2 separate regions of the Mus musculus genome follow, and region 1 is linked to region 2. The links are chromatin loops, found by intact Hi-C in ENCODE. Cell type or tissue: heart. All regions are shown on one strand. Each heading gives the region's core, and the rest is flanking DNA. Links, peaks and the distances in the headings are about the cores only. Region 1 holds the start of Kcnj12 (potassium inwardly-rectifying channel, subfamily J, member 12). Region 2 holds the start of Gm35681 (a long non-coding RNA gene).

Evidence for each region. A loop is a pair of places that touch in the nucleus more often than their neighbours do. Peaks named below come from ENCODE experiments on the same cell type or tissue, not always from the same donor. Only the 100,000 strongest peaks of a DNase experiment are listed, where the experiment ranks them.
Region 1: it touches region 2 in a loop (2.1-fold over the local background); 7 of 42 quality-filtered maps call a loop at or near these places.

The regions. Positions count from the first base shown.
Region 1 is chr11:61,016,340-61,032,297 of GRCm38, forward strand. It overlaps Kcnj12 (potassium inwardly-rectifying channel, subfamily J, member 12), which reads left to right and starts at 6,225. Exons shown (of 2, transcript NM_001267593.1): 1 at 6,225-6,511. In heart, for the core only: no CTCF peak of the experiment used is centred there; DNase peaks (open chromatin) are centred at 5,962, 9,462 and 12,022; H3K4me3 peaks cover 2,063 bases; H3K27ac peaks cover 4,731 bases; H3K27me3 peaks cover 4,136 bases.
Region 2 is chr11:60,970,479-60,986,436 of GRCm38, forward strand. It overlaps Gm35681 (a long non-coding RNA gene), which reads left to right and starts at 8,531. Exons shown (of 3, transcript XR_879910.1): 1 at 8,531-8,737. In heart, for the core only: CTCF peaks have their summits at 5,944 (motif pointing left) and 6,496; a DNase peak (open chromatin) is centred at 6,873; H3K27ac peaks cover 199 bases.

The sequences.
Region 1 (15,958 bases), core at 4,627-12,626, 47 kb after region 2:
CCTCAGTCCCAGAGGGAGTGTTTCAATATGGAGCTAATAGCAACATAACGCTGATCCCGCAGCAGGTAGGAGAATTAGGCCATAGGGCAAGGACACAAGGCTGGCTTCCGGTCTTTCTGTCCCCACCGGAAGGATTTATATCTCCTCCATCACTGTACCATTGGCCTTTATTCCACTAGTAAGAGTCACTTGAATGATAAAAATTGCTGAAGGAGTCAATGCTTTCAATTTCAAATTCAAACCAGACGGCTCCAGAGATACAGGATGCGCCAGTGTGCCTTATGTCCCTAACTGAATAGAGTCCATGGACGGAGACCTCATCTAATAACCCTACCAGTACAGTAGGTTCCTATCAGGAGGCTTAAGTCCAGAGTCCTTGGGAACATATCAAGACAGAGAAGTGAACGGAGTCAAGGTCCTCTCCCAGGACATAATCGCCAACACTTGGGTCTATGAATTCCTAGATTTTCAGCTCACTAATGCAGACATGCTTGTAGCTTTTCTTACCATAAACAGGACCCACAGCAACTGCAAATTAGCCTCCGGTCTCTTTTCTCAAGGAGGCAGAGTCATGTCAGGATGAACACAGAGCTCTCTGTTGGTCAGGCCCATGTAGACTTCCATCCTCCTTGAATCCCTGCTGAGGAAGGAGGGCCAGGGTCCAGCTGCAGAGTGGGGGGTGGGGAGTGCTAGGGGCACGTTGGGGCTGAGGCCTATGTCCTTGGAATGATGGCCCCATGTGGGGACCACCTGGAGGATAGAGAGGAGGAGGCAGGGCCCACGGGGTGGAGAGGGGCTGGATAATTGGCCAGATTAACCCGCAGGAGGCCTCCTCGGGAGGCTATTTTTAACTCTGAGAGACCGAAGCCACTTTCCTCCCTCCCTCCCCTTATTGCCCTTTATTTCTGTCCTCCTGGGGCCTGAAGGCCTGGAAGCTTGTCCCTTTAGAGGAAGAGAGAGAGGGGAGAGAGGAGTCTCTATACTGCACCTGTGTGACTTCGCTGGGTCTGCAGGCTGACCTCCCATCACTCATCCTGGGGGATAGAGGAGGGGAAGCCGGAGCGAGCGGGAGGGGCCCTTTGGAAGCCTCTTTGCTCTTTTCTAACCCATGGCTTCCACAGTCTCTTGAGAATATGGAAACATTTCCTAAATTAAAGCAGGGGTTTGGCTCACAGTCAAAAGTCCTAGGGTAGATCAGGGAGGCTCAAAAGACCTGCCTGGAGTCCAGTTCCTCTCAGTATCTCAACTCCTCTTTCCTCAAGGTGTACTTCAGGTGGTGCAAGGTCCACAGCAGTGCTCTGCTACCAGTGAGCAACCCCGGGAAATACACACATGCACATGCTAACACATGCGTGCACGCAGACATACACGAGCGCGCACACACACACATGCATGTACACACATGAACCTTCTCTACCTATTTAGCAAAAGTACTGGGGTAGGTTCTCGTTCTCTTTGATCTCTGTGATCGCTTTGATCACAAGCCTATCCCTCAGCCAACCACTGTAGTGCTCAGTGCTGGCCTGGATCACTTCTTATCGGTTGTCCCTGAGTGGCTGAGCCCCACAGGAAGCAGGTAGGGGTATGAGATAGGACCTGATGGGAAGATGAAGGATCTCAGAGAACGGTCCTAAATCCAGGCTGTACTTAGATGGTGATGTGTCTTAGAAGTTTCACAGCCTGAACAGGAAAACCCTGTCTCTGGTTGCCTATGAGTTTGACCAGAGCATGGCAGAAAGCCCCGGCCTTCAGCCTGGTCCCTAACTGCCGTGTCCTGGATGTTAGCAGCTGCTCCTCACCATCACAGCTCTAGAGGAGCAGGAGTAGGGCCTAGCCATGCACAGGGAAGCAGTCAGCTGCTGGCTTTGCTGGCTGATCGATGTCTGCTTCCGGACAGGTGGGAGGGAGGGACTGTGAACTTGCTGTCCTATTCTCTGCGTGCTAATGGTTCCTGGAGTTTGTGCCTCAAATCAATGCTTTTGGCTTAATCAGAAGTCCACGGTTACCTGGGCAGGGGAAGGGCATGTGTGTATGTGATGACATGTAAGATTTCCCTATGGCTCTCCTGGAGACAAGGACCCTATTCTTGCTTGGTTTCTACCTGTCTAACTGGGGTGGGATCTACCTGCCTCTCACTTCCAGTGAAGGTTGGTGGGCATTTAACTCTATCATGTGATGCCTGGCAGATACACAGCTGGCACAGGCCATTATAACCATCCCCATTATCCTTGTCAGCAGTGTATATCTTGGGACAAATGGTGCTGAAGAGAGAGGCCAGTTTAAGGGCACAGCTCTTGGGCCTGGGCTCTACTCTGTGGCTCACAGCCTGAGTGACAGGTTTCTTTCCACTTGACTGATTGCCTAGACTGTGGACAGGGCTCAGGCAGAATGCCCCCTTGTGTCTCTTGACTTCCCGCCCATGGTTCCTACCACAAATGCTTATCCTGATGCCCATGGGCACCGTTCTTTCTGACTCCTTAGATGGGGTATTGATCAGGGGCAGGATGAGCACTGGAGTAGGAGGCTAGGCTTGTTTCCCAGATGGTCACGCGCACACACACACACACACACAGTCCCATGACCATGCAGATGATTTAAATGTGTCCATGAGCACTGAGCTGAACAGAAGAACTGTTCCTGGGAGGAATTCTCCACCGTCCTCATCACGCTTGTTCTGGAGACGAACCCTCATGCCCATGGTGCCTGCCCTGGTCTGCACACAAGGACCTGTCTCTGGTCTCATGGAATTGGTGTGACAATCAGGGAGGTGACCAAGATGCCAGACTCCTGGGGGGAAAGGCAAAGCAAGAAAGGGGAGGTAGGGATGGCCTAGGAGTGGTCTTTCCCTGGGGTATCCTGAGATGTCCTGAAGGAAAAGCTGTGGGGGAAGCAACACTCCTGCCTGGACAGGGTTGGGCTGGTGGCAGCCAGTATTCCTGGAAGGGAGAATGGAACAAGTGGAGGGCAGAGGCTAGGCCAACATCTAGGCGAGGCAGAAGAAATCCTATCCTTGGAGAAGGTGTTCTTAAGGAGCGTCAGGTGCTGCCAGGCCAACAAAGACACTGAGGAAGGACCTCTTGGTTTCCATAGGAATTGGTTGTCAGAAAGGTGGCCAGCTGCTGGGCAGAGAGGCCGTCGCTTCAGACTGCTTCTCAGGAGACAGCATCCCGAAGCCTTCAGGCATTTCTCTGGATGGCTTTGCTGTTCTTGCTGTCCTTATGTCAAGGAAGGGTTTCCAAATAAGCTGATGGCTTCCTCTGGCTGCCCCAGCCTGAGACTCTAAGGGCACACAGGCACAGGCGTTCGGCTGAGAGGATGGACAGGGTCCCAGTTATAGCCTTGTCCAGGAGGATTCTCTCAGATTGAGGGACAGCCACACAGGCCCCTGGGGATGTATGCATGCATGCACAGGACAACTTATCTCTGTGCCGTGCAAGGCAGGAATTGCTTTTCTGTCCTTGTGGCCACCCATGCTTTGCAGAGAAGGATGTGGGACTTCAGTGAGAAGTGTGTCCTTGGGTCCTATGCTGGGAGCAGTTGTGTTGAGGCTGGGCACATTCTAGAAAATTCCCTCCCTCAGCTCTGGAGGGAGGCAGGATGTCTTTTCCTGAGATAGGGATGGTATGACCCACCCTGTCCACACCTGGAGCCCTGCTTAGAGAGAGTCTCCTGTATGGCTGTCCTCTGACCTCTGTCACTGTATCTTGAGCATGGGTTTGCTCTCCATAGGAAGGTTATGACCATGAGCCTGGTAGAAGACTCACGATGTCCCAAAAAGAGATGAGATTTTGGTTAAGAAATGAAGCTGGTCCCTGCTTGTAAGCTGGAGGGTGGGATGGGAAGTCTAGAGTGCAGAGCTCTTGAGTGCTTATGGGAGTTGGGGTGGTTTCTCTGGTGGGTCTTTTTTGTTAGGTGACCTTGGACAAGATGCTGGTTCTATCTGTGAAATGTGGCTGATGAAAGGGTAGGGGGAAAAACCCTACCCTGGCTTTACGCAGGCCTCTGAGATCCTTGCTCAGAAAAGCAGCCGAGTGTGGCTGTATATGCGGATGTATGCTCCACCCTTGAACTCATTATAGGATCAGCCTAAGATCCTAGACCTAGTGGAGCCCTGTAATGTTTTGTCCGTTTTCTTGTCTACCAGCATGCTGTGAGCTCTTTAGGATGTCTGGTGGAGGCCCCCGAATGCAACCTGAATTTGCTCTCCCAGAGAGGGTAGAGACTGTGGGGGGGGGATTTTTTCCTTACTCCTGCCTTTGGCTTCTGTGTTCTGGACACCAGGGCTGGGTAGAGTGGACCAGGGACATCTGAGCCATTTTTCTCCTTGTTCATTCAGGAGAAGGTAGACATCAGGACATCATGTGCCTGTCCAAGGCAGGCCTGGGGGCCTGGGGACCTGGGAATAGAGTCCCTGGGGTTACCCGTTTTCTCTCTATTGCAGCCCCTAACAGTGACTAGACAGGAAGGCATGGCCATCTGAAGGACACACTTGGTTCTGAGACACCTCTCCCTACCACTGTGAAACTAGATAAGCAACTATTCCTTGATGAGCCTCAATGTCTTTATCTGTAAAGTGGGTCCATAGATCATATGGCCTCCCAGAGGATCGTAATGGCAGCAGAGTAACTCTAGCTAAGTCCTTGGCACAGAGGCCAGCACAGATTGCTTGAACACCCAAGACCCACCAGCCGTTTGACTCAGCCCCTTCCTCAGCTAAGAACTGTACATGCGCTCATCTCTTTTAACCCTCACCCCAGTGCCATAACTCAGGGAACCTCATGATGTCCATGTGATCACAGGGAATCCAGAGACCCAGTGCTGTTGTACCTGGCGCTCAGGGTTGCTCAGTTGAGTTAGGGTAAGCATAACCCAAAGTGGGAGAGTTTTCTGGGGACTCTGGGGTCTGGATGAGGAGTCGGCTCCTGGAGGTGGGATGGTGGGTTTTGCAGAGCGCTGAAGAAGCTTCCAGAGCCTGGGCATCTGGGTGGCCAGAAAGCTGCGCTTCTTGGCTAGGATCCTGCATCGAGTGTCTCTGCTATTCAAATGCATAATTATATTTCACATTACAGAGAGGCTGGAGACCAGGGGGCTGGGGAGTTTTGTGAAGCTTGTGTTCTGCCTGCAGACCAGCCTTCTTGACCTGGTTCTTCAGTGTTAGGGTTGAGCTGGGGGTCAGCTCTATGATAAAATGGGATTTCCCTGAGGCCAGCTAGGCTGATCTGTCTGCTAGGCTGAAAGGTCCAGGCTCTGCAGGAGGCGAGGCCCAGACAATAGGCTCCAGGAGACTGGGAGAGGAGAGTACCAGGGGTGCCTTCCAGACAAGAGTGGGCAAGGGGAGGGGAGTCACATGGAATCAAATCAGCAGAAAGGCCAGAAGGAGGAGCACAGAAAAAGCAAGAGATGAAAGCTAAATACAACACATGATGGGAAGAAGCGATATGGTGTTTAAAGAGGATGGGGTGTGCCTGTAACCCTGTGCTTTGGTGTGTAAGGGGAAAGAACGCGTGAGCTCAGAAGCGAGCCTGTGTGGATGTGTTGACTGATCCCACCCCGTATGTGCATATGTGACTATGACTGCACCTGTGCACCTTAGCCACCGCGCTCCTCATCACATGCATCTCGTGCAGGTGTCGCCTGAGCTTGCTATCCTGCTGTGTGCAGCCCGTCCAGATTCCCTTGCCTGCCTGTAGTCTGAGTATTTATTATATGCTCGCCATGCACCTGTGTGTGCGCGTGTCCCCAGGAAGATGTGTGTGTATGGGTGTGTGTGTGCCACGCGCGTGCGCGCGTATGTGTTCGCGCGCGCGCGCTCCAGTGCGCAAGTGGCTGGTGCGTGTGGGGGGCAGCTGGGGCCAAGAGGGGCCACCGGGCCAGGCCAGGGCGGTGGTGGGCGGGATCAGCGGCGCCGCGGCGCAGGGCGGGCGTGCTTTTGGCGGAGAGTTGGAGGAGTTACCGAGAAGGGCTACTGTGGCAGCGGGGCGCGGAGCTGGGTGCGCGCAGAGCTTCTGCCTCCCGCCGCCTCCTCGCCCTCCATTCCTCGTTCCCCGTCTTCCCCCGGCCACGCCGCGACTGCGCTGCCACCGCCTCCCTGAGAACGGTCGCCGGGGGAGGGTGCCCTGTACGATCGAAGCCCGTTGGGAGGTGCAGGACACCCACACCCGGCTCAGGGGAGCGCGCCCGGCCCTGCCCGGGATCAGATAACTGCGGCGGGGGAGGGGGTGGGTCGGCGCTTCTTGTCGCGGGACTGAGCGACAGAAGCCAGCGGCGAGCCCGGAGCGAGCGCCGAGTGGCTGGGGGCGCCGTCTGGGCGTGCGCCCCCGACCTATGGCTGGCTGGTGGCACCCAGCGCCCGGGAGCGACGCGCCCCTCGGCGTGGAGCGCTCCCAGGGGCTGCGCTGAGGCGGCGGCGGCAACGGTGGCAATGCAGCCAGCGCAGCGGCGGCCGGGACCGGGAACGGCCGCGCGGAGCTTGGAGGACGCGGGACGCGCCGCGCCCCGGCCACTGACCGAGGTAAGAGCGCGGCCGCGGGCGCACGGCCCACCCGCTCGGCCCCAGTTCCCCGCAGACAGCTTCCCGCCCCGGGTGAACGAGGGGTGGTGCAGCAACAGGGAAGGTGAGGCAGAAGAGCTCCCTCCGTTCCTTTTTCTCCTTTCCCGTGGTGAACCACCAGATGAAATGCTGACAGAGAGCTTTTCTTCCCCTGCCATGTTTCGGGCTACAGCCACCAGGGAACTTTGCTCCGGGCTAACGTCTTTCCAGGGGTGTATATATGTGTTGCGGGGGCGGGAGGGGCGGCTCTCGGAAACTTTGAGGAGCTCTTGATTCCCCTCGGCCGGCTGGATTGAGGGGGCTCGTAAAGCAGCGGGCGGAGCCACTTTTGCGCGCGGCATAGGTCCTAGGCGTGACCTTACCCGAGAGACCTGTGATCAAGATGGGGTACAGAGTGAGTGCACAGGTTTGGCTAGCGACCTGAGAATGCTCCCGGCTAAGACCTGGGATCTTTGGAGACATTTCTTTCCCGTCGCCTGTGCTGTAATGGAGTCAAAATAGTCTGGAGGTGGTTCTTAACCATCCATCTAGCCTGCAAGTCCAGGGCACCTTTTGCTTCTTAAATTTGGTCTTGAGAAACCCCAAAAGGGGCTCAGTGCAGAGTCTCTCCTAGACGCACAAGTCTATTCTGGTGTCCTGTGGGGGAACTGCACCCTTTGGAAGAGGCAGCTGGGGTGGCGAGCCTATGAAGAGCTTTGGGGGAGAGCGGGAGAGCTGAGGCCCTAGACACCCAACACCCGGACACCCGTACCTGCCTTAATTTGTGCACATGTCCTATGACTACCTTAGAGCTCACAAGAAATTGTCCTTTGGTGAAGGCCTCCAGTTCTAGGAGGTTCTGCCGCCCTACTGATAGACCTGGTGGGATTGGGGCTGCCCCTCTGGCCATTCCCAGAGTGTGATACTGTCTTTGGTCCTTTCTAGTTTCTTCCTTACTACCTGTACCCAAGCCCAAAGCTGGCAGTAATGATCTAGGGACTTCCTGGCCTTGGCATCCACCTCCTGAGCACTGGTTAGAGGCTTCAGCTCTCTGGATTGCCTAGGTGCCCACATGCTCACAGAAATCAGCTGCCGCCTCCTCCAAGGTGGAAACCCACAAGGCTTAGGCTCCCAGCCTTTACACACTCTTTGAGAGATAAGCAAAAGCCCGCCCTGGCTGCTGTCCCACCTGACTAGACTCACTCCAGCCTGGCACTGCACCAGGTGCCTGATTTGGGACCCCTTTACCAAAATCTGCCCATGAACAGGAGAGGGCCAGGGAGGGGAGGCGGATCTGAGTACCAGGCTTCTCCTTGAATATTCCTTCCTCTGCATCCCTTTAGGGTCTGTAGGGGAACCCCAAAGAGACTTCTCAGTTCTTCTGAAATCATCAGTTGTGTTCAAGGGGTCCCTCCAATTGGTCAGGAGACACAAGGGTCTTTGTCATAGCAGGTGACCCTGGATAGGCTGAGCCACTCGTGAGAATAAATGCATGGCTGTGGGCATATGGCCCACCAGACCAGCCTCAGCATTGTGGGAACGGGGATGGGGGGTGGGGGAGGCTCAGACATCCTTAGGGACAAGGTAGGTAGAGCTGGTGCTGCTGGACCATCTTCTCCATTGAGATACTGCTATATGCGGACAGAAAGTGCCTTGTAAATACAGTGTTCACACAGGACTGACATTTGTGTACTTCAAGCCCTAATTGTTCCCATCTGTCTTGGGTTGGGTGGGCACAATGGCGTGATGGATTTGTCCTCTATCACTGAGCTCTCTAGGCAAGGTCCCCTGTAGATGTGTGTCTAGTGGAGGGAGGTTTAGGAGGCTGTGCTGTGTTGGGAGAGGTATCCGCGGCAGGTGCTTCCAGAGCCATGCAACATGTTAGGTCAAAACAGAAGGTTTGCCTCATTTTCCCCGAATCAGAAGGCTTTTTATGCAGACTCCTGTGTTTCTCTCTGCTCTGCCCTAGGCAGGACTGGGCAGTACTGAGTGGCTCTCTAGCAGTGAACTAACATGGCAGCAATAACAGTAACAACACTGGCCACAGTGGCACCTCTAGGCTCTGCGACACTGGGGCTAGTACAGCCGGCAGACAGTTTCCTCTGGCTCAGCCAGGCCTCCGGTGCCTGGAGCCATAGTTGGTATGACCAGTCATGGCACCCAAAGGCTTTGGCACAAAGCTATTGTGGAAGTGACTGCGTCATCAGTCTCAGCCATCTCTGTGGTCCTTGCCAGCCCCCGGGCAGGGTCTGCTAGTATACTGTGAGCTTTGCTCAATAGTCGGTCTCAATTCCCTGATCCTAACTCCTGCTCTGGGCAAGACCCTTCCTGCAACAGATGCAGCTGGGCCTGGTGGCTGGGCTGTGTCCAGGGCTGTGCTGTGAGTGAAACATGGGCACAGTTACCCCTCCCTGTGGACTGTCATTGGAGTCCTGCCAGGGACTGACACTGACGAGAGGCAGACAAGGGGGCAGCTCATGGGCAGCAGGAGGGGGAAGCTAAGCCTACGTCTCCGGAGGGTTGCTGGGGAGCAGAGGGTAAGGGGGCAGACAGCAGGGAAAAACGGTAGATAAAGCAAGAACGAAGAGAGCTGTCTGGGACTGGGTTCAGGCATGGCTGCTGATGCTTCAGAGGAGCTGTGGTGACAAAGGGGCTTTTCCAGAGGTACTGGCCCCAGGAAGGAGTTGAGGGCCCAGAGCTGGGCCAGCTAATTTAATTTGTTAATGGCCTGCCAGTGCAGAGGCTCGTATTCTCTCCACTATATGGATGGGAACAGAGGCCAGGAGGTGTTGGAGCTTCTGTGGTAGCCTGTGTGCTTCTGACCCAGAGCCTAGGGCCCTCCCAGGGACAGGCTGCACCTTTCCGTTGCTCACAGACACATTTACTGAGGGCAGTTATCTACCCTCGGGGAAGTTTCCACTAAGCCCTAGGGCCTGCCTGCCTCCCTATCTCCCAGGAAGTTACTTCTTTGGGACCTGATGAAGCCTGGCATGAGGTTAGTGTTCCATAAATGTTCCCTGCGGCTTCAGTGGCAGCCGTCTTGTGATGTGGCCAGAGCTGTAGTGGGTGTGAGCTCTGGAGTGTCCCGCATACAGAAACAGTAAGGAACCGTAAGTCAGTTTCACTGTGTAGGGAAGATTTGGTTTGAGTTGCAAATGGGGGTGTTTGAGAGGTTGGTGGGGCAAGAAACACATAGGTGCTCCTTCAGTTGCTGGGACTGAAGCCTGGAAGCCCTGGGACACCCAGGATGGAGAAGGGGAAGAGAGCCTTTAAACACGCCTATAAGGGGTATTGTAGGCTTGGCAAGACTGGGAGTCTCCAGAGGGGACCCCATGATGGAGAAGTCCATGTGGACTTCTGGTGCCCAAGCCTTGGAGATCACAGTGTAGCCCAGTCACCCTTTAGCTGCAAGGTAAACTGGCTAGGGAGAGGTGGCCTTCCGTGGAGGTGGCCTCAAATGCTGGCCTCCTACTCTGAGCTGTTCCCTGTGCCCATTCTCACCCACAGAGATGTCCTAAAGCTCTCGTGTTCCTCCTTGACTGCTGAGGTGACAACAACAGAGGCAGTGTGAGTCTGTGGGGACCTCAGAGATCCTGGCCCCGCACCCTCGTTAGCCTTCAGGCCTATAGTACCAAATACGGCTTCGTGGGCCTGGCCAGCAGGCATGGGGATGGGTGCCTTTCTCAGCTGCCCCAGGAGCAGCTTTGCTCTTGCTGGGTATCAGCTGTTTCTTGAGGGTGGGTGTGGCCTTGTGGGTCTGGCTTGGAAGCCCCCTAATGTCCCCTACAAGCTTTGGGCAGCTGAAGGGTCCCCTCTATTCCTTACCTGTGGCCCCATTTCTTGGAAGAACTCGGACTTGGAGATGGTTAGAGGATAAACAGTAAAAGGTATGGAGTGGCAGACCATTGTGGCTCAGATACCTACTGTGTGCTTGACTGGCTCTGGGTGGCAGCATTTCAGTGGTTCCGATCTGGCCTCTCTCACTGTGTGCACTTGCTTCTGCTTCTTTTCTGGCCCTCTTTGCCATGATTTCAACATGGCAGGCCTGGGCTCCATCAGGGCCTATGCCTGCGCCATTCCCTCATCTGGACCACTCCTTCCCAGGTCTGCACATGACCCTTTCCTTTCCACACTCACATGCTGCCCAATGCCACTTCTTTCCTGTAGCCCGTCCCCACAATTCCTCATGGCAGCAAAGCTATGCCCCTTCCCCTCTGTACCACTGTTTTCTCACCATAGAACCCAGTGCCATCTGCCCCTAGTGTTTTCATTTTCTATTTTCTTCATTGTCTTGGGCTATAAGCCCACAGCTGTGCCCATCGGGCCAATGGCAATAGGCAGCGGACAGCAGGTGCTCAGTACATACAGTGGGTGGGTGTGCAGTCTCAGCTGTCTGCTGCCTGCCAGGCTGTGCTCATCTTGTCCTGGTGGCAACTGTGCGCATCTGTAGGTGAGGCTGCAGAGTCTCCGGAGGTGCCAGTGCAGTTCCTGTGTTGGCCTGGGGGCCAGGGCTGTGCTTTGAACCCTTGCCCTGACAGCTTGCAGCTGAGCAGAAAGAGTAGAGTCTGGACCAGTCTGGACCAGTCTGGCTGGAGCTTTTCTGTTCACACTGTCTCCTGTTTGAGCCTGGCTGTCCCCAGCTCAGGATAGCCCCACCCCAGCTGCACAGGAGTAGTGAGTCTTATTGTAAGTGTGAGCACACGGAGGCCAGCCGAGGTTACTTTTGGCCCCTTGCCATTCTCCTAGGCGGTGGGTTTTGCTACCTGCTTTCCTAATTCCGCCTGGCCTTGAGAGGTGGCATGGGGCACCCGACTCTCACTGGCCACTGGAGTTTGGGCTGTGCTTCTTACTCTCCCATTCCAGTCCCTTGAACATGACCTCCATGTTTTACACATGTTCTAGTTCTTCAGATTTGCAGCCAACAACTTAGGCTTGTCCCCTGTGGTGAAGAAAAACATGACATTTTCTTGTGGTCACTGTGTGGCCTTCCTCTTTTTTCCTGGATATCTCCATGGCTTCTGGTGACTGGGTAGAAGGGGCTTGGGGTCTTGTCTTCTGAGGCTCACCTGGAGACAAAGGAGGGACCAAGTCAAGGTTGAACCGGAGCCTTGGGCAATTCTCCTTTCTGGTGGGGGTGACATGACCTTGTGGGAGTGGGTCCCCTGAGGCCAGAGAAGGGTCTCATAGCCCTTTAGAAGTGAGTTTGATATCTCTGTCCTCTGCCCTCTTTTGAGCTGTGTGGAGACTTGGTGATGGGGTGGGGGTGGGGTGAATGGAAGCTGGGGTGCTGGGCTATATGGGCCAGCGAATCTGAGAGGGCAGTAGAGAGGCCTAGAGAAGCCATGGGGCCCAGGCCAGAGGCATGCCCTCACCCCTGCTTACATCCTCCTCCTTCCAGCTGCAGCTCAGGCCCCCCTAAGCTGGCTGCTCCAGCCCTGCAATTCTTCAGCACTTAAAGCAAAAATAAATCACTGCCAGCAGCTGGCGTTCTGGGTGGCAGCCGCCGCACCACCCCCCTGCCCCGACCTCTGCCTCTGGGCTTCTGGTTCCAGGCCAAGGCCAGCCTTCCACTCAGGCCTGTGAGAGGATGTGGAAGCCTGCGGGGGCATGGCCTGGCCTGGTGAGGTCACATGGAAGGCAGAGGCATTGTTGGCCCCTGAGGCTCTAGAGTCTCCAGCAGGAGGGGGAGGTTCCATTTCAACTTGGTAGAAATTGACCTGGGAGGGCTGGGGCAAGATCAGGGTGACCTGGTCACCTGGAGGTGACTCCTCCTTTGTACTAGTGTCTGGTCCAGCTCTGGGCATTTCTTTTTCTTCTCTTCCATCCTTTCCCTTCTCCGAGAATCCTAGAGGTCTTGACTTGTCAAGTGCTATGACGCAGGCCCCGAGGATGTCAAATTTTAGCATCATTTATACTTTCAACAAATAGCTTTGGGCGAACGCACGTGCTATGCCCTGTGCTGAGAGGCTGGGGCCATGGATGCACACAAGCCCTCCCTTGTGGGGTGCCCCATGGGGCTGATATCTCTTAGGCTTGGGGAAGATAAAATAGACAAGCAGAGAAGGAGTCATGGACTTGGTCATATTCCTTTGTTAATTATTACAGTCTTTAATTATGGGAATGTTGCATGGTACAATTAAATAGTAAGAGTAGAAAATGAGTCCCTTCTCAGTTCTGCACTCCCCGCACCCCCCCCCCCCCATGCTCCTTGTTCTCTGTGTGACTGTCTTTCTCAGCGCTTTGTAAGTGTAGCTGTTCTCTCCATTCCTCTCCCCTCCCCCCACCCATGCATCCCTTGGTTCCCTGCTTCAGGATCCTGGCCATGTGGTGCCCAGTGCCCACTGAGCCCAGGGCTCCATTCCTGTCTCCGAGATGAGGGCTGAGTCACCGAGTCTGCGGATCCCAGTCGTTGGAGCCTTTGAACTTGCAGAGCCATTGAGTTCACACATCATGGGTTCTTTGTGAAGTTTTACCAGTCTGAGGCAGGGAACCTGGAATTGCAGAATTGGAACAGCTTAACCCCAAGAGAGGTTCTAGATCCTTCCTAAGACCCCAGGGAGTTTAGACCCTGTCATTCCCAGAATTCAGGTTCAAAGAGTGTAGGGGTACCTGGGGGCTGTGTGTTTTAATCTCCTCCAAGAGCTCAGCTCCCTCCCATTTAACCCCCTAGCTTCCATGTGGTCTAATCTGTCAATGCTGTGGAACCTAGGGCTGGCTAACTCCCTCAGGACAGAGCAAGTCTTGCTTGGATCTGAAGGGGGAAGTGCCCACCCATTTTTCTTAAAGTGGGGAAGTCCCTGCTTCACTGACTGCTTTTTTCTTGACCTTCTAGAGGAAGGGCCACTGGGTCCTTCATGGTCTTCAGACATGGTTAGTCCTCTGCCTGGGGGAAGGCTGCTGCTACTATCAACCCTGCCTCTGGGTTGCCCCTCACATGCTTATGTGAGGGAATGTCACCTGACATTCCCGAATCCTAGTTTGATGTGAAGGAAGATGCTGTTTAGATATTGTGTGATGCCCTGATTCCAGGGGGAGGTGATAATGATCACGAATGTTCTTATGTGCCAAGCCTCAGTATTCCCTCTTGTGAAATGGGCACCAATGCTTCCCTTTTCTCAAGACATCATCATTTCCTGCCCTTTGTACTTGGCTCTGTGGTCAGGGCAGGGTAGGGCGGCTTCCTCTCCTCTGACACCCCCTCCATTTTGCAGCCGGAGGTTTGGCCATGCCAACACCTCACCTGCTGAGTCTCAAGCTGTCGGCAACACCTGTTTGGTCAAAGCAGCCAGGACTTTCCCTGGGCCCTAGGAAACCTGAGGACCACTGGGTGTTTTCCCCAGGAGCCCTTGTGGTAATTCCACAGTGGCCCAGGCCCCCAGCTCACATGACAGAACATACCCACCATCCCCTCTCTTTGCTTTACTGAATGTGAGCTGGACTGGGCCTAGGCATCTCAGCCGTAACCAGTTGGGGTCCTGAGCTTAACCTTGTAGCAAATGCTCAGACCCACACTACCAGGTTCTGTCCTCTCCTGACCCATTTGCCTCCTACTGGTCTTCGGCCTAGCTGCAGCTGGGCCAAAACACCCTAAATAGGTAGAGGTTGATAGGGACTAGATTTAGGGAACAGGGGAGTGGTGGTGATCGGGAGTACTGGGAACCTTTGCATGAACCTGTGCCCCAGAGTCTGCCTCTACAAAATAGAAACCCTAGAGCAATGAAGGCAACCATGTCCACATACCTTCTCTTCTGTCTGGGTCAGGGGTGAGGCCCAGGAGAAGGTAGAAGTGAGCAGTAGGCAGCACAAGCCCCAAATGGGTCCTAGTGCTGCCGTGTTGGGGGTTGATATGGTGTGACCTGAATGCTGGGCTTCAACCTGCATTGAATTTCAGAAGTGTCTTTCAGGTTTTAGAATATGTGTGATAAGATGTCTTGGGGAGGGGACCCAAGCCTGCACATGAAATCCACGTGTGTTTTTTATTTCAACTATAACTTATATACAGAGTCTGAACACGAATAGATTATTTTTAATAACTTTGTGCAAGCTAAGTTTTATGATATGGAATTTTCTTTTATTAGAATTTCTCTCTCTCCTCTCTCTCTCTCTCTCTCTCTCTTCTTAGTTAGGGATGGAATCTAGGGCCTCATGCATGGTAGACAAGTCCTCTTGCCATTGATCTATACCTCCAACACCAGAAAAGTAAAATCTTAAAACACAAAAAACCAGGTTAATAAGATGGACCAGCCCAAAAGGCACTCACCATGTAAGCCCCACCCCCCCAGAACCCATTTAAAGATGGAAGAACAAAGTGGTGACTGAAACTTGTCCTTTGTCCTCTACAAGTGTGCCCCGGTACACACGTGCATGCACACACCACAGCCGCCGCCACCACCATTTACAAGGAAAGAAAAGATGTGCTTTGGGGCAGTATCCTTTGGAAACACATGGCGTTAGGGTTCTGTTTTGGTTTTTGCTATTTCCCATGTATGAGTCTTTGGCAGATGGCTCTGCCGCTCTGTCCAGTCTCCTTTTGGGAGCACAGAGATAGGAGTGGTCCTCTCTTTCTGGAGTGGTTTTGAGCAATCTGAATTCATACATAGCCTGGGCACATGGAAGGGTGGGCCCCGTGTACAATTTTTTTTAATTTTTAATTTTATGTGCACTGGTATTTTGCCTGCATGTATGTCTGTGTGAGAGTGTCAGACCCTCTGAATCTGGAGCCACAGACAGCTGTAAGCTTCCATGTGGGTGCTGGGAATTGAATCTGAGTCCTTTGGAAGAGCAGCCAGTGCTCCTAACTGCTGAGCTATCTCTCCAGCCCTGAAATATTACTTTCTGTGGCAAGATGGTTTTGAGATTTGCCTGGTATTTCAGGCAAGAGACTGAATTTATGCTTAGTTAACTTCCTCATTCTGATGTATTAACTTTCTAGGTCTCCATCCAGCCCTGGCTGTCACTGTGCCCTCTAAATAGCAGGTTCTGGTAATGACTCAGCTAGGTCGAAGGGAATGATTCTTTGTGATTTTGAGAGCCCTCCTGGTGTCACACTATTGAGGGGCCACCTCAGCAGAGCTTGTGCACGCCACAGCCACTTGATGCTTTATTTGACAACACAACTTTTGACAGCAAGGGCTTTCCTTTCCCTTGGTTTAGACATCATCCAGGCTGGCATCTTCCTGTGGCTCATGCTGAGAGTTAGCTCTTTGGGGAGGGTGTTCTTGGATCTTCATCCTATCCCACTGGTTGGTCAATAAGTCAGATGGTTAATTCCTGCCACTGTGTCTCTCTTCTTGTCCTTCTGGGTCATCGCAGCTGACTCAAAGGACAGGGAGCTGATACTCCTTTGCAGATTCCAAAGCCAAGGTGCAGTGAGGCTGTGCAGTGACCAGCCTGCCTCCTTCGTTCTGTGTGCCCAGCGCCCAAGATTGA
Region 2 (15,958 bases), core at 3,353-11,352:
GTTGAACTAGTTCTATAGGGAACAGCCACCCCTCAATCAGATTTGCACTCCTTGGCTGCCCAATGGTGTTGTGGTTGGTAAAGGGAAGGGAGAATCCCTGCTTCCCTGGCCCATCCAACAGCTCTTTAAATAAACCCGCTCTCCCCATGGCCCAACAAGATTAAGACACAACTGAACTCACGAAGGCAAATATACTTTCTGTGTTTTAACTGGTTGCAATAATTTCTGTTACTGAGGTTTGAATTGTCCTATCTTCAACCAATCCTGAGCCCCTGGCTTTGGCTCTGGTGTTCTTTGAGAGGCACCTGCTATCTGGTTTGGAAAAGTGTTTCAGGTTTTCTAGAATCCTTCCTATTCAGGCTGGACTCAGCCATACCTCTGTGGAACCCAGGGCCTTAGTACTGGGAATTGTGCTTTCACAGTCTGGGCCTTAGCAGCACAGAAAGCTACCACACAGATCATGACTTTCATAACATTAGGTCAACTTTGGATCTGCATTCAGTACCGCTGTTTTTCTATTTAACCTCAGGGATCTTAGAGGCACTGAACAACAGTCTGAAAACTGTCCTCTTGAGCCCACAGTACACAAATAAAATTTGGGGATATGATGGAAAACGCTGCATGATTTTTCCTGTTTCTTTTCATTACTGTATTAATTAGTTAAGTCAGTTGGTTCTGGAGGGGCAGTGAGTGTGCACTTGTGTGTGGAGGTCAGAGGATACCTTCCGTGAGTTGTTTTCTCCTTCCTTGTCATCAAGCTTGGCAGAAAGCTTTATGCAGTAAGCCATCTTGCTGGACATCTGAACTTCTTTTCAATGTTAGGGTGTATGACAGCGGAGATGCCAGACTATGGAGCATCGAAATCCCTTGGAAGGGTTCTTTTTTGTGCTGGCAAAACTGGGGTGCACAAACCCATTTGTTTTCAATGTTTACATTTTATAAATATGTATTGTGGAGGTCTGCCCTTTTTTGGCACTTTGCCTGGGTTCTAGCGTCCCCACCTCTTACTTGGTCTCTTTACAGAAGACGCTGCACCCGCACCCCCATACCCTGGGTTTTCTGCTGTGGAATGGGGGTGGAGATGAATCTGATTGGGCCGCTTTTCCTGATTTGTGATGTGGTCTTTCCCTAACTTGGTGGTATCATTGAATTTCTCTTTTTTTTAAGATTTATTTATTATTATATATAAGTACACTGTAGCTGTCTTTAGATACACCAGAAGAAGGCATCAGATCTCATTACAGATGGTTGTGAACCACCATGTGGTTGCTGGGATTTGAACTCAGGACCTTCAGAAGAGCAGTCATTGCTCTTACCCGCTAAGCCATCTCACCAGCCCATCATTGAATGTCTTATTGGTTATCACCTTTCTATGGGATGTTTTGGATCAGTTTCTTCCCTCCTTTTCTCCCTTCCTTCCTTTTTCTGAGACATGGTGTCCTTAGGGTTACTATAGCTGGGATGAAATACCATGACTAAAGCAACTTGGAGAAGATGGTTTATTTTATGTTTCCATATCATTGTTCAGAATCAAAGGAAGTCAGAGCAGGAACCTGGAGGCAGGAACTGATGCAGAGGTCATAGAGGGGTGCTGCTTACTGGACTGCGCTTCATGGCTTGCTTTCTTTTTTTTTTTTTTTTAATTAGGTATTTTCCTCGTTTACATTTTCAATGCTATCCCAAAGGTCCCCCATACCCACCCTTGCTTTCTTATAGAACCCAGTGCTGTAGGATCTTTGACCCCACTGGGAACCCTACACTTTCTTAATTGAGGTTCCCCCCTGGCAGATGACTTTATGTTGACATAAAACTATCCACCACACAAGGTCTCCCTATATAGCTTTGGCTAGCACGGAGCTCTGTATGTGGGTCAGGATGACCTTGAACTCAGAGATCAGCCTGCCTCTGTCTCCTGAGGGCTGACTAAGCTTTTCTTGATGTGAGGTAATTAAATGTCTTTATGATCATAGCAGTGTGGTTGAGAGATTATGTTACCTGCAACTGAACACTTTTGACTAGTAAACTATGAAACAGCGGACAATCCTAGAGTAAATGTAGCTATTTTCCATTGCTACAACATAACATGTGGGTGATACATACAAGAAAGGTTATTTAGCTAACAGCTTTAGAGGTTCAAGAGTATGCCATCTGGCATCGGCCTGGCGAGATGGCTCAGTGATTAAGAGCGCCGACTACTCTTCCGAAGGTCCCGAGTTCAAATCCCAACAACCACATGGTGGCTCACAACCATCCATAAGGAAATCTGATACACTCTTCTGGAGTGTCTGAGGACAGCTACAATGTACTTACATATAATAAATAAATCTTAAAAAAAAAAAAAAGAGTATGGCATCAATACCTGCTTGAGCCTGGTGAGGGTCCCTTAGCTGTCATATGGCAGATGTCTAGAAGCCAGAGTGGGAAGGGTCAACCTGATCCTTTATACCCAGACTCTCACAAATCTACCCAGGTCTCGAGAACTACAGTTTCCTACAGCTCCATCAACAATCAACAGCCTATTTTTTCAAGGTACCATCTCCCAATATAACCACACTGAGGACCAAGCCTCTAATAGATGAATGATATGTGGGTGGATGGGGATAAATACCATCTAAATAATGATGCATGCTTCTGCTTTTAGTGCTCCCACTCAGTGGTCCCACTCACCCTGCCCAGGTTTTATCCTTGTAAGGTCTCAAAACCAAGAAGACCTCCAGAAGGCCTACTCTAAGAACACCCCAGAAAGCTGGAGTGGCAACTCCCTCCTTTGGCACACAATTTTCCCAGTCTCTTCAGCCTTGGCACCAGTCTGTGGCAGAGTAAGGAGGGTCCTTATTCTCCTTTGTAGAACTGCACCCAAGTCCTAGAGATGTACCAGGCAAGGAACAGTTGCTTAATTAATATTTGAGAACTATACATCTTATTTTAGCATTCCTACCCTGCCCTCCCCAAAATAGGTTTAAAACAAAAACAAAAACTTATGCAATGAGATAAAGTTCTCACAAAGTAGATTGCTGACCCCTGCCGCACACCACCCACCACATATCTTCCTGGTTTTAAAGAGTCATATAGGAAATCAAGAAGCTAATTTTAAAAAAATTCTCTAAAATTCTAGTGGAGTTAATCGACCAACAAAAAGATAAGATATGATTGATACAGTCAATGAGATGTTACTTATCTTTAAAAAGAATGGAAATTCTGACCCAAGCCAACCATGCAAACAAATGCAATCAAATTCCACTCATAGAGACCCACGAAGGAATCAGACTCATGGAGACAGAAAGGAGAAGGGTGGAGCTTGGACTGGAGGAGGAGCTTTTGGGAGATGGGTTCAATAAGCCCAGAGTTTCAGTATAAGGAGGGAGCTCTAGAGATGAAGGCAGGGATGGCCACACAGCATTGTGACTACATCCAGGACCACAGCACCACATGTTCACAACAGTTAAGACAAGGGGCCAACTGTCATGTATATTTTATCCTAACTCAGTCTTTATACGCCACACACAGTATGGATATCCAAAAGAGTGTATGAAATGAATATCTATTTAAACCTAACTCCAAGATGAACCCCAGAGGTCCACCTCTTGCCTAAAGAAATAGTGTCCCATTGAAGCCCTGAGTCGACCCTCAACTTTCTTCCCACCTTACCCTCAAAAGTTCCCTCTTTAAACGCCAGATGGGTCATTTCTACTTCCTTTTACATTCTGCAGGCAGAGGATGCTGCCAATATCATGTCCTCTGTGGTTCCTTTACTCCACAAAGATTTTTGAGAGTGTTTTCCCCTTTCTCTCTCTCTCTCTCTTTCTTTTCTTTCTTTCTTTCTTTCTTTCTTTCTTTCTTTCTTTCTTTCTTTCTTTCTTTCTTTCTCTCTTTCTCTCTTTCTCCCTTCCTTCCTTCTTCCTCCTTTCCTTCCTTCCTCCTTCCCTCCCTTCCTCCTTTCTCCCCCCTTCTTGCTGTTTTCTGTTAAACTTATGCATATGCCATATCCTTGTGCTGTCTCATGTATTTTACAGTTAAATATAAATATGTAAAGTGCTAACTATGAAGATTGAGACCTTTGTAAAAACCTGACTGTTTTGATAGCCTCTGGGTAGAGATGCATAACAGTAGAGACAGAAGCCACTGTGCGCAGGTTGACAAGTTGGATGGTAACACAGCCGAATGTGCTCCTGGATAAAATGTGTCTTAAGTAGAGCAGAGAGCGCTACATAAAAACTAGAAAGAAAGCAAGGGAAAACACAAATCAGACTGATGGAAATCTCCCCCATCTCCTCTCCAATGTGTGCTGGCTCATTGAAGAAGGCGCATAAACAAGTCATTCTTTCACCAAGGAATCCCACTTTTAGGAAACAACCAGAGTTGTGCACTAAAATTCATATACAAGACACCCTTCACAGTCACGTCTGTAATCAGGAAAAAAATGGAAGTGACCTAAATGTTAAGCAGCAGGGGACAGCTCCAAGCATCAAAGTGCCTGAATTGTTCTCCAGAGACTGGTCTGGGGACGGGTTGGAATTTAGTTTCATATGAAAAAAAAAAAAAAAAAAAAAGCAGACAGTGCTCTGGTAGATTGCGTGCTGGAGGGCAGCATGGTGCAGCTGCTTTGACAAGCATTCTGATGGTCTCTTGGCTAGGCACATATGCATATATCGCACAACCAGAAAACGTAATCGCAGCCCTTAACCCAGTAGAAATAAAAGCGTGGGGCCGTGTGAACTCGGGGCTAAATGTTGCCTGTGGGTTTTATTTACATAAGCAAACAGGAAACAGCCGAAGCACCAGCAGCTGCTGAGTGAGTGGTGAGCACACTGGTATGCTGTGCTGTGGAAATAGCACTCAGCACTGAAAAGGAGGGGCCTCCGCACCTGTCTCCCAAGGGGTGCGATGAAGCTCTTCGCAGAGAACTGTGGTCCTGCTATGAAATCCCTCACACATGACATTTTTGAAAAAGGCAAACCATACAGGACACAAGTCAAGTTTGCCAGTGGGTAGGGATCACGTGCAAATGGTCAGAAGGTGCCTTCAGGGTGCAGGAAGTGCTCTATGTCATGACTGGGGTGATGTTCCCACAGCTTCAACTGTCCATTCAAATCCCTGTGGGGTCTTCTTGATAGGGGTACAGCTAGAGCACTCACCTCATGTGCAAGAGTCCTTGGGTTCAATCCCTATCACTACCAAAAAACAACCAAACCAAACCAAAAACCCAGCTAAGCTATGTTTTAAACAGTTTTAAAGTCAGTTATAAAGTGACACGGTTAGTGGGGCTCCAATTGTATGTGTGTGTTCCAGCGGGTATGCTCAGAAACTTTGTAATAACAAAGCCCACAGTTTTGATGATTGTTGGACCAGTCTTACCCTGTTGTAACTGACTGTCTGAGGCCTTACCCACATGTTGACCCTCACTTCCCTCTTGTGACTCAAAGGGTTTCCACAGTGACCCTTCGAGATAGTGGAGGGAGGCAGTGTCTGACCCCTCAACTGTCCTAGCCTGGAGTGTTTACTGAATTAAGTCACATGACCATGCCTCTCCAGCAGGAAGGCTGGGAGGTGCAGGAGAGATAGACAAACAGCTAACGCCATCTCTCCCTTCTTTCACTCCCTTCTCACTAATGCTGGCTCTCCCATTTCCTCAAAATCGCTTGTTTTGCTTACATATGACCTAGCTCTCTCTCTCTCTCTCTCTCTCTCTCTCTCTCTCTCTCTCTCTTTCTCTCTCTTCAAACCTGTTTCTGCCAGCCTTTTGCGACAGCCTCACCTGTGGGCTCCCTGCCCACAGCCTTCTGGCCTAATAGGCCTCTGTCCTTTCTAGGTAGCCCAGTAATACAATGGGTTGGGACCAGAGAGGCACTGGAATCACTTCCAATAGAACCTGTCTAGATACTCCAAATCCTGAGCCATTTGGGACGCCCTCTCCAGGCACAATCTGGCCACCCCATGAATCTCCCAGAGGCCTGCTGTGCTGCTTTGGGGAGGAAGCCACCTACTGGCGGTGTCTCCCAGAACCTCTGTGTGGGTTCAAGGAGAGATTCTTTCTTTCCATTTTGTTTTTCCATCTTTCCCTATGGAGAGAAAGATTTCCTACTTTCCCCAGCTGGTATCTTGTTTCTTAGAAGGGTGATGGTCTAATTTAATCCCACTTTAAGTTTCAAGTCATCATAAGCCAGGGCATGGGATCTACACTTCCGGTAGAACCTGAGGCCTCCTCTCCTCCAGGGTTGCTGTTTGCAGTAAATGCATCACACACACACATACACACACACACACACACACACACACACACACACACACACACACACACACACACACACACACACCCAGCATCCCGCCCCCTGCTTTGATTTCTCTGCCTTCTCAGTAAAGCCAAAGGCGGTCTGTGTGGAGCAGCAGGTGGGAGGCCACGCCCTTAATCCAACCTTTAGCTTGAGATACTGCCGCCCACTGGCAGAGTTTGCAGGGTTTAAGGTTCCAAGTGCTTGAACTGCTGAACTCTCTGTCCCTGGAAGGAAACTCGACGCTGCAGGGGTGCTCCCTGTTCCCACCCTCGTCTTTGTCCTAGATTTCTGACCTTCCTGATCCCTTTTGATTCCTTTTAAATGTCTTCCTTACAAGACTTGCTGAATGCAGCTAAGAGCTATAAGCACGAGTTCACCTAGTCCTCTCTGCCTCTGGGGCTAGGAACTCAAGGACTGAGTTGCCTTCTAGGTGACCACATGGCTGTGGGGTGGGCTTCGGCCATGCTTGGTCACTGTCCTGGCCAGCTCCACCACAGCCAGGCTGAGGTGTGACTGTGGGAATCCCGATGGCAGCGTTTCTCTGCTTAGCTCACTCTTGGCTTTGCTGGCTTGTGCTGTGTTGTCTTTTGCAGTGCTTGGTTGGTTCCCAGAGCCTTGCCACTGAAGGCCACTGAGCCACACCCCCTGAGGCCCTATCTAAGCAACACTAGAACAGGCTGCATTGACAAAGTCACCTTTGACTCATGTTGGAGAAGTTTGCTCTGTCCCTGCACAGTCCCCTGCAGCTGGGTGGGAATCTAGGACTGAGGATCTGGCTTCCTTCTCCTCTGGCTCACCAACCCCTTCCACCCTTGGGGTAGGAATACAGCTGCCTTACTGAGCAGCTGGACAGGCAAGGCAGAAGCCACCCTCCTGTAGTATGGAAAAGTTGGTGGCTCTTCCTTCCTCTCTCTGGGGCCAAGGTGATACTTTGCGCATTAAGCATCTAGTGCAAGAGGCTAGGAGCCATTAGAAGGTGCCTTTGGCCTGAGCATCTCTACAATATGTCACACATGAGCTATGTGTGTGTGTGTGTGTGTGTACATGGATGTGTGTGCCTGAGTGTAGATATGTACATCAGAAGTGTGCAGGTGCCTATGAAAGCAGAAGGTAGGATCTCCTATAACAGTAGTTATAGGTGGCTGTGGGTGCTGGGAACAAAACTCTAGCAGGAGCAGCAAGCATTCTTAACTTCTGAGCGACCTCTCCAGCCCCCTAATAGTGTTTTTGATGGTGTAACCCAAAGCGCTGGCAGAGTGTGTTAATCAGCCCCGGTCCTAGCTTCATACTTCTCTTCATATTCCAGATGGCTTTGCCCCCAATTAAAACAACTTACTAACTTGCAGAATGGGGATGTGTGGTTGTTGGAGTAGGTGTGGCCTTGTTGGAGGAAGCGTGTCATTGTGAGTGTGGGATTTAAGACCCTCATCCCAGCTGCCTGGAAGCCAGTTTCCTCCTAGTAGCCGTTGGAATAAGAGGTGGAACTCTCAGCAACTCCAGTGCCATTTCTGCCTGGACGCTGCCACGTTCCCACCTTGATGATAATGGACCAAATCTGAAACTGTAAGCCAGCCCCACTTAAATATTGTCCTTACAAGAGTTGCCTTGGTCATGGTGTCTGTTCACAGCAATAAAATCCTAATTAAGACAGCAGCCATATTGCAGTTTATCCGTGGTGAACGCTGCCATCCTTCCCACTGATACTCATGATCTAAGATCTTCTGATGTGTCAGGCCTTCTGTTCATTCTATTGGCACCACAGAGAACACCAGAGCCATAGTGTCTGTGCCTGGAAGGTTTGATGGAAGAAACAGGTAGGTGGTCAGACACAGGTCTTCCAAGGTGTCTGAAGTCAGTGAGGGGTTTGATCTATCAGACAGAAAGTTCATAATGTGCAGTGTGGATGGGAAACACATTTCAACATGCCTTTATAAATGCCAGTGGCTGTGGGCAACAGGGGCTGTCTCTCATTGAACCCTTGGTCCCTTGTGTGGTCTGTTAGCTCTGTTCCTAACAGCCATGTCACAGAGTAGGTGCAATTGTGTGTCTGAGGTGGATTTGGAATTAGAACTCAGCTGTGTTTGGTTTTTTGCAGCTGTCCCGGGCCACCTGGGCTTGACTCTCAAGTGTGAGCCATTCCCGAGTGAGCTGTGACCTCAGGTTCCCACACTGAAATGTGTGGGCAGGTAGGCTTGTCCTGATCAAAGCCTTCAACACATGAGAAAAAAATTCTCTAGACATCACATCCAAGACTTTAGCCCAGACCTAAGGGCAGGAGCAGGATCCTGCTGCCAGACTCTCCTGGCCAGGGGTATGGCTGAGCGCTTGTGGTCTGCCAGCCTTGCTTTCCTATCTGATGTGTTTGTTGCATGCCAGCTGCAGTGGGATGAGGCACTCGTCAGCTCCGTGGTGACTTGAATGAGAAATACCCCCCATCGGCTCAGTATTTGAACACTTGGCACCCAGTAGGTGGTACTGTTGGGGGGGGGGGCGGGTTATGGGAGGGGCAGCCTTGCTAGAGGAGTTACATCACTGAGGGAAGCCATCATAGCTTTGCTCCACTTCCAGTTTGCTCTTTCTTCTTTGTGTTTGTGCCTGAAGACGCGATCTCTGATTGTTTGTTCTGCCTGACACGTGTGTTGCCTCTCTGCCATTATGGACCTGTATCTCTCTGGAATTCCAAACCCAGATGAGCTCTTCCTTCTCTAAGTTGTCTTGGTCGTGGTGTTTAATCACAGCCATAGAGAAGTATTTAATGTGTCTGGAATGGAGAGTTCCCATCTGAGCCGAGTGCCTGTGGCCTGCCCCAGATGGAGGTACAGGGCTGGGGACAAATGACAGTGTCAGCAACAAGAGGACCAGGACTGGTGATTGGGCTTTTTTCTTAATTTCCATCCCTTAATTTTCATGATGAGAGTCTAGGGTTAGATATGCATTGAGCCTGTCTTGAAGGTGAGAAACTGAGGCAGAGAAAGGTGAGGTGGTCTGTCTAAGTTTGCACAATGAGTCAAGGTGCAAACCCTGGAAACCCATACCTGACATCCCAACATTGTAGGCTGAGGCAGAATCGCCAGTTCCTGGGCAGCCTAAGCTACATAAGGAGACTCTGTAATAAAGCAAAGAAAAATGAATGTGGCTTTGGAGGGGCCCTAACATCAGTGAGAGGTCCTGCTCACACACACCAAGTTGACCAGATTTGGGGGGCTGGGACGTGAGGCCACGGCACCATGCCAGCGGCTGTCAGCTGCTGTCTTGGAGCTGGGGAAACAGGAACAGTGAAGCTAAGCCATGTGCCCAGAGTCACATAGCTTGTAAGTTTCAGTGGCAGGAAGTGGCTGTAGCAGAACTCTGAAGACAAACATGCCAAAAACATCCCAAGTACCAGAGCCAGCCTGGGAAATGGGCTCCGAGTGACAGTGCAGCCATCTTTCCCTTCTGAGGGAACAATCTCAGAAACATGCATCTCTGAGGTTCCCTCTGACCTGGCCAGCAGAAGAGAGAAGACATTTGGGGTGGGGGTGATGGTGATGGTGGTAATCCGATCTTGCCTGATTTGGGGGAGATAAGAGTAAATGTGTGCTCACCCCACACAGGACATGGATAACAGGCCAAAACAGCGATGTCACTCAGATCCCACCTGGTGAATCAGAGGTTTATTGGGGTCACTAACAGGAGTATGAGTAAGGGGTTGAAAGGCCCATCCCTCCTGAGAACTCCCAGGAAACTTGGCAGGCTAGAGTGGTATCCCGTTCCTCCCCACCCCCAGTCCCCCAAGCCCTACCCCCTCCGCCCCCACCACCCCTTCCCCCAAGCAGCTCTGTGGGTGAGGGAGTCTGCTCACCTAGCACCTGCTTTTCTGATGGGGCCCTTGTGACTCTGTAAGGCCAGCTTTCCTGGGTTTGTTCATCTATTTTCCCTTTTCTCCTCAAGGAGGGCATGTCTTATTTTGGAGGAAGTTTCCTAGGTAGAGCCCCAGGAAGCCAAAAAAGAATGTCAGGTGGGTGCTCACTGGTCCCTTGGAGGGGCTGGGTTTCTCATCTGTCCCTAGCTGTAGAAACCCTGCTCTGTCTTACCTCCCAAGCCCTTACTGAGTGTTAAGCTCAGCTCTCAGGCTCCAGGTCTGGGAGGCAGGAAGACAAGTGCATGCTGGGCTGGGTACTCATCTCTCCAGCCAGCAAGCAAAAGGCTGGGGTTGGACTCTATAGGTCTTGCTATGGGATCTCTGCACCCTAGGTCTGATATTGCTTAGGAAACTAAGGTCCAGGGAACAGGAGGGACTTACCCTCTCTCCCAGCACTTGCACGTAAGAGCCATGGCTGACATCACCCGTTGCGTGGTTGAGGCCTGTGCCTTGCCTCCCTTCCGTCAGCCCACAGGAGCCCTGGGGATGGTAATGGCCTTTCCCTCAGAGGAGCTGTTCAGAGAGCAGATGTAGTAGAGCAGCTCCTAGTGTGGGCAGGCGCTTAGACAAAGTAAAGGTGTCACCAACCCAGGTGGCTGGGAACATTTATGCTTATGACAGTCCAGTGAGACAGATGGTTGGGAGTGGCCAGAGACCCTGAGCTGGGGACATGAGATGGTGGTATAAATAGATGGGTGGCCAGGCAGAGGTAGTCTGTAAGCTTCAAAAACTGGGTTCCCCTTGGGTGGGAAGGGCTGTTTGCCAGTGGCTTCCTTGGCTCTTATGGGCAAGCCACAACACTGGTGGCATGGGATAATGTGTGCTCATGTGGCCTGGAGCAGGACCAGCTTTTTCTTGTGTCAGGTGGGGTGGCAAAGTGGCCTGGGGGGAGGCGATGCCTCCGGTAGACATCAGCTGGGGGCCAGGAACTGCACTGGGCGACCACCCAGCTCCAGGGTTTTTATTACTTACTCCTAAGCCAATATTGGGGAAACTGAGGTACAGAGAGGTCATGGATTTGGCCAAAAGCCAAACAGCTAAGAAAGGACAGAGCTAGGATTTGAACCCAGGTCTCCTAGCCACAGATGCTATGAAAGTGGTCATGAGCGCATCAGCCTTTTGGGGACCTCCCTAACCTCTGACCTGTACCTCACTGGACCTCACTTCCTGTTACGCCTCCCTGTCAGTTCACCCGAGCCCCATCATGCATTCCCTTTGACTGGCCGAGGGACTCATGGTGCTCATCTGAAAATAGCCTCTACTTGACCAGATATCCGGGCCTCAGGCCAACTCAGGTGCCACTCCAGGCTCCCTATTCCATGATCTTGGAAGCATACAGGTTTTCCAGGTTCCTACTGGGAACTCCTGTGGAACCTCACCTTGGTCTTGGAAGTGCACCTTGTGGGGTGGGAAGGGATATCATCCCCCCCCTCCTTCAACCCTACCACACCACCCACCTTCCCTCAGGCTCTAAAGCTTCTTTAGGGATTCAGTGTACATCCTGACCCTCCCCCAGCATTCCTCGGGCCCTTCTTCTCCCTTTGATCTGTCTGCCTTGCTGCAGAAGGAGCTATTCATAGCCAAGATGATGCAAAATTTATAAAGTGTGGCTGGCAAGGCTGAAACCGCCCCCAGCGCATGGCACGCGGCCCCCCACCCCCACCCTGGAGGTTGGTTCTCCATGTGAGGGTGTATGTGAGAGTGAATGAGCGTGTGAAAGAGAGTGGGTGTGGAGGGGGGTTGGATTGCTTCACTATTAGACTGCTGTCGCTGTCATGATCCCGGTGGGTCATCGTCCCCTTCCTTGTCCTTCCCCTCCTTTATCTTGACAGGACTGGAGATGGGCCTCTCACTTGTCACTTGGTGTTCTGCCTAATCTGGTTTTGAGCCCTTATTACTTTTTAATTAATTGATTAACTTTGTTGTCATTGGTCTCTGTTTTGAGACAGGGTCTCACGTAGCCCAGGCTAGCCTCAGACTTGTATAGCAGAAATTGGCCTAAGACTCACTTCCCTCCTGCCTCTACCTCCTGAGTGTTGGGATTGTGGGTGTGTGCCACCACACCTGGCTTCAGTGTGCTGTTTTGAAATATGTATGCATTGTGCAACCACTGCTTCCAGCTGAGTGACACTGCGTGACCACACACACTTGTCGATTTATTTTTATTTTTATTTTTTTTTATTTATTTATTTATTTATTTATTTATTTATTTATTTTTTGTGGTGAGCACACTGCTCACTCCTTTCCAAGGCTGAATGACTCTGTCCTGCAGACAGACATGATATTCTCCTCGTGCCTCATCTTGGATAGGAGGAGCTTGCTTTTGTCTTTTGGCTGCTGTGCATGGCACTGTTGCCAAAGCTGGGGCCCGAATTTTCTCTGAATACTTGCTTCAATTCTCCTAAGCAGAGAGACATGCAAATTCAGTTGTGGGTCATAGTCCCATTGCTATGAGGGCCGGTTTTCTTTCTGGTTGAAGCCTTGCAACAATCCTCAGGGACCCTACTACTCCCTACCTCCACCATGCTCCCTGGCCCTGGGTGTGTCTACCCCAGGGCTGCATCCTCTGTATACTTCTCCCTACTTGTTAGCCCCCTGTATTACCTAAAGTTCCAGCCAAGGCCTTGAGCCCACAGGGACAGATGGTAAGGTCAGGATCATGGTGAATGACCTGGTCTAGTGGGTCACAGTCAAGTAGAAACTGAGCCCCAGATCTGTCAGGCCCTTGAGTCCTGGGTTTTTGACTGAAGCTGTGTATCTTCAGTGGGGACACCCGCCCACCTCCCACCTCTGCCTAGGCGTGTCAAGCCACAGGTGGTACACAGCTCATTTTTCTGGAAACTAGTTTTCCTAGGAGATCTGGGAAGAAAACAATCCTAGGTAGACTTTGCTGATTATATATGCCTATGTATATGACTATATATGCCTATATATACTTATATATGCCTATGTACTATAATATCATCTATCTATCTATCTATCTATCTATCTATCTATCTATCTATCTATCTATCTATCTATCTATCTACCTATCTAGCTATCTATCTATCTACCTACCTACCTACCTAAATCCCTTAGTGGGGTATATAGCTCACAGCTCCCCATCAACTTCTGCAGTTGATATCTAGATGGGTGTCTTAGTTAAGTTTGCTATAGCTATGATACGAATCATGACCAAAAGCAACTTGGGGAGGAAACTTTTCTTGTTTTTATTGTTTTCATCTTACAGCGTTTAGGTCACTTTTCATTACTGACATAAGTCAGAGCAGGAACTCTAAGCAGGAACCTGGACGCAGGCTCTGAAGCTGATGCCATGGAGGGGAGCTGCTTACTGGCTTGCTCCCTGTGGCTTGCTCAGACTGCTTTCTTATGCAATTTAGAACTACCTGCCTGCTACTGGCACCACCCAGAGTGGTCTGGCCCCACCACAGCAGTCATTATCAAGAAAATACCATACAGGCTCTTCTGGGGGTCAGTCTGGTGGGGGATATTCTCAATTGTAGTTCCCTCTTCCCAAATGATTCTAGCTTATGTGAACTTGACATATAAACACATCACTATTAAACCATAAACTTCCCGTTTTTGTTTGTCCCAAAGATCTTATATTAATATCACTAGCACAATATAAAATATTCTAACTTCAAAAAGTCCTACAGTCTTTAAAAATTCAAATATTTTAAAAATTCAGCCTTTTGGGCTGGAGAGATGGCTCAATGGTTAAAGAGCACTGACTGCTCTTCCGAAGGTCCTGAGTTCAAATCCCAGCAACCACATGGTGACTCACAACCATTCGTAATGAGATCTGATGCCCTCTTCTGGTGTGTCTGAAGACAGCTACAGTGTATTTAGATATAATAATGAATAAATCTTTAAAAAATAATAAAAAATTCAGCCTTTTAAAAATATCCAAAGTCAACCAGTGGTGGTGGTTTACGTCTTTAATCCCAACACTAGGAAGGCAGAGGCATGTCAGTCTACAGGACAGCCAGGGCTACAAAAACAAACAAACAAACAAACAAACAAACAAACAAACAAACAAAAAACAAACCCAAAACCAAACCAACCCCCCCAAACAAAATAAAAAACAAAACAAAACAACAACAACAAAAAATCCTAAATCTTTCTAAAATCCTAAAATCTCTCTGAAACTCTTGAGTTTCTTTAAAAATTCAAAGTCTCTCAACTTTGGGTTCTTGTAAAAATCGAAATAAGTCACACCCTTTCTACCCCAGGAGGGAAGAACCAGGGAGCAATTATAATTTAGTCAGATCAAAACCGAAGCCCACCAGTGTAAAGCGCAGTGTCCGACTCTGGGACCCGCCCACACCCCTCAGGGTTCCAAAGGCCTGAGACAGCCCCCTTTCTCCTGCTCTGCCATACCCAGCACAACACAGGCTGTCTCAGGATCGGGCTGGCTCCGTTCCGCAGCCACTGCTGTGCTTGGCTGTCATCCCATGGTGCTGGCATCTCTAAAATGCTGGGGCCTCGGCTGCAACTGGGCTGTACCTTCCCAGAGCCTCTCCTGGGCTTTCTTCAGGGACGCTGACTGTCATATTGTAGCAAGCTTAACCTCTCACCATGACCCCTTCAGTCCTGAAACTTCTGACTGGGCTGCACTTCCTCCGATGGCGATGGTGGCTCCTGGTTTCTCCTGGCCCCAAGGCTCAGCTGCTCCCCATGACCTCTTCATGCCTCCAAACCCAGGACTGCCTGGGAGGCTGTGACACATGATCAAGTTTGGCTGCTAGCATGGGGTATATATAGCCCTGGCCCTCTCTGGACCATAGCTTCTGTGTGCTGATCCTGAGGAAATAGTTCCCAGAAAAATCTTGCCTCGATGCTACCTCTTGCTAATCACAGATCACAGCTCTAGCTGAACAGAATCCATTGTCCCCGAAAAAAACAAAGGTTTTGCCTTGACGGTTCTTAGTTCCAAATATCGTGTAAGCGGCCCTGAAACAATCTTTGCTTCCCTCTGAAACATCACAAGGTAGGCCTCCTCTGTCTGCACTGCTGTCAGTCTCATCTTCTAAGTTCCCACAACATCTCTTTAGTTAAGTTTCTGTTGACGTGTTAAAACACCATGACCAAAAGCAACTTGGGAAGGAACAGGTTTCTCTCATCTTAGAACTCCTGGGTCACACCCTTATCACTGAGGGAAATCAGGTCAGGAACTCAAGGCAGGAACCTGGAGACAGGAACGGAAGCAAAGCCCATTGAGGGATGTTTCTTACTGGATTGCTCTTCATGGCTTACTCAAGCTTTTTCTTATGTAACTCATGACCACCCGTTCAAGGTTGGCACAACCCACAGTAGTCTGGGCCCTACCACATAAATCATTAGTTTAAAAAAAAAAAAAGTACTCCTCATGTTTGTCCCAGGCCAATCTAGTAGAGATTTTGTTCAATTACAGTTCTCTCTTCCTAAATGATTCTAGCTTGTGTAATTTGACATAAAACTAACCAACACAGTCAGCTTGCCTCACCACCCCTGAACCTCTGAATCCCCAGACAACAGGAAGGATACCACTGGCCATGTCACCTGGGTGACTAAGCAGCCCTTTACCATTGTTGTAGACATGTAGCTTGCCTGTGGTTTTACTTCCCCGCCCATCAGGGATCATGATTTCTCAGTCAGTAGTCAACCTTTCTATTGCTTTCTGAACAACTATATGCACTCAAAAATGTTCAGCTGACTCACTGGTATTGTTGGGATTCAGACCTGGGACAAACAGCTGAGATACATATTTAACATACCAAAGTGGACCTTGCCTCCAGGTTCTCCC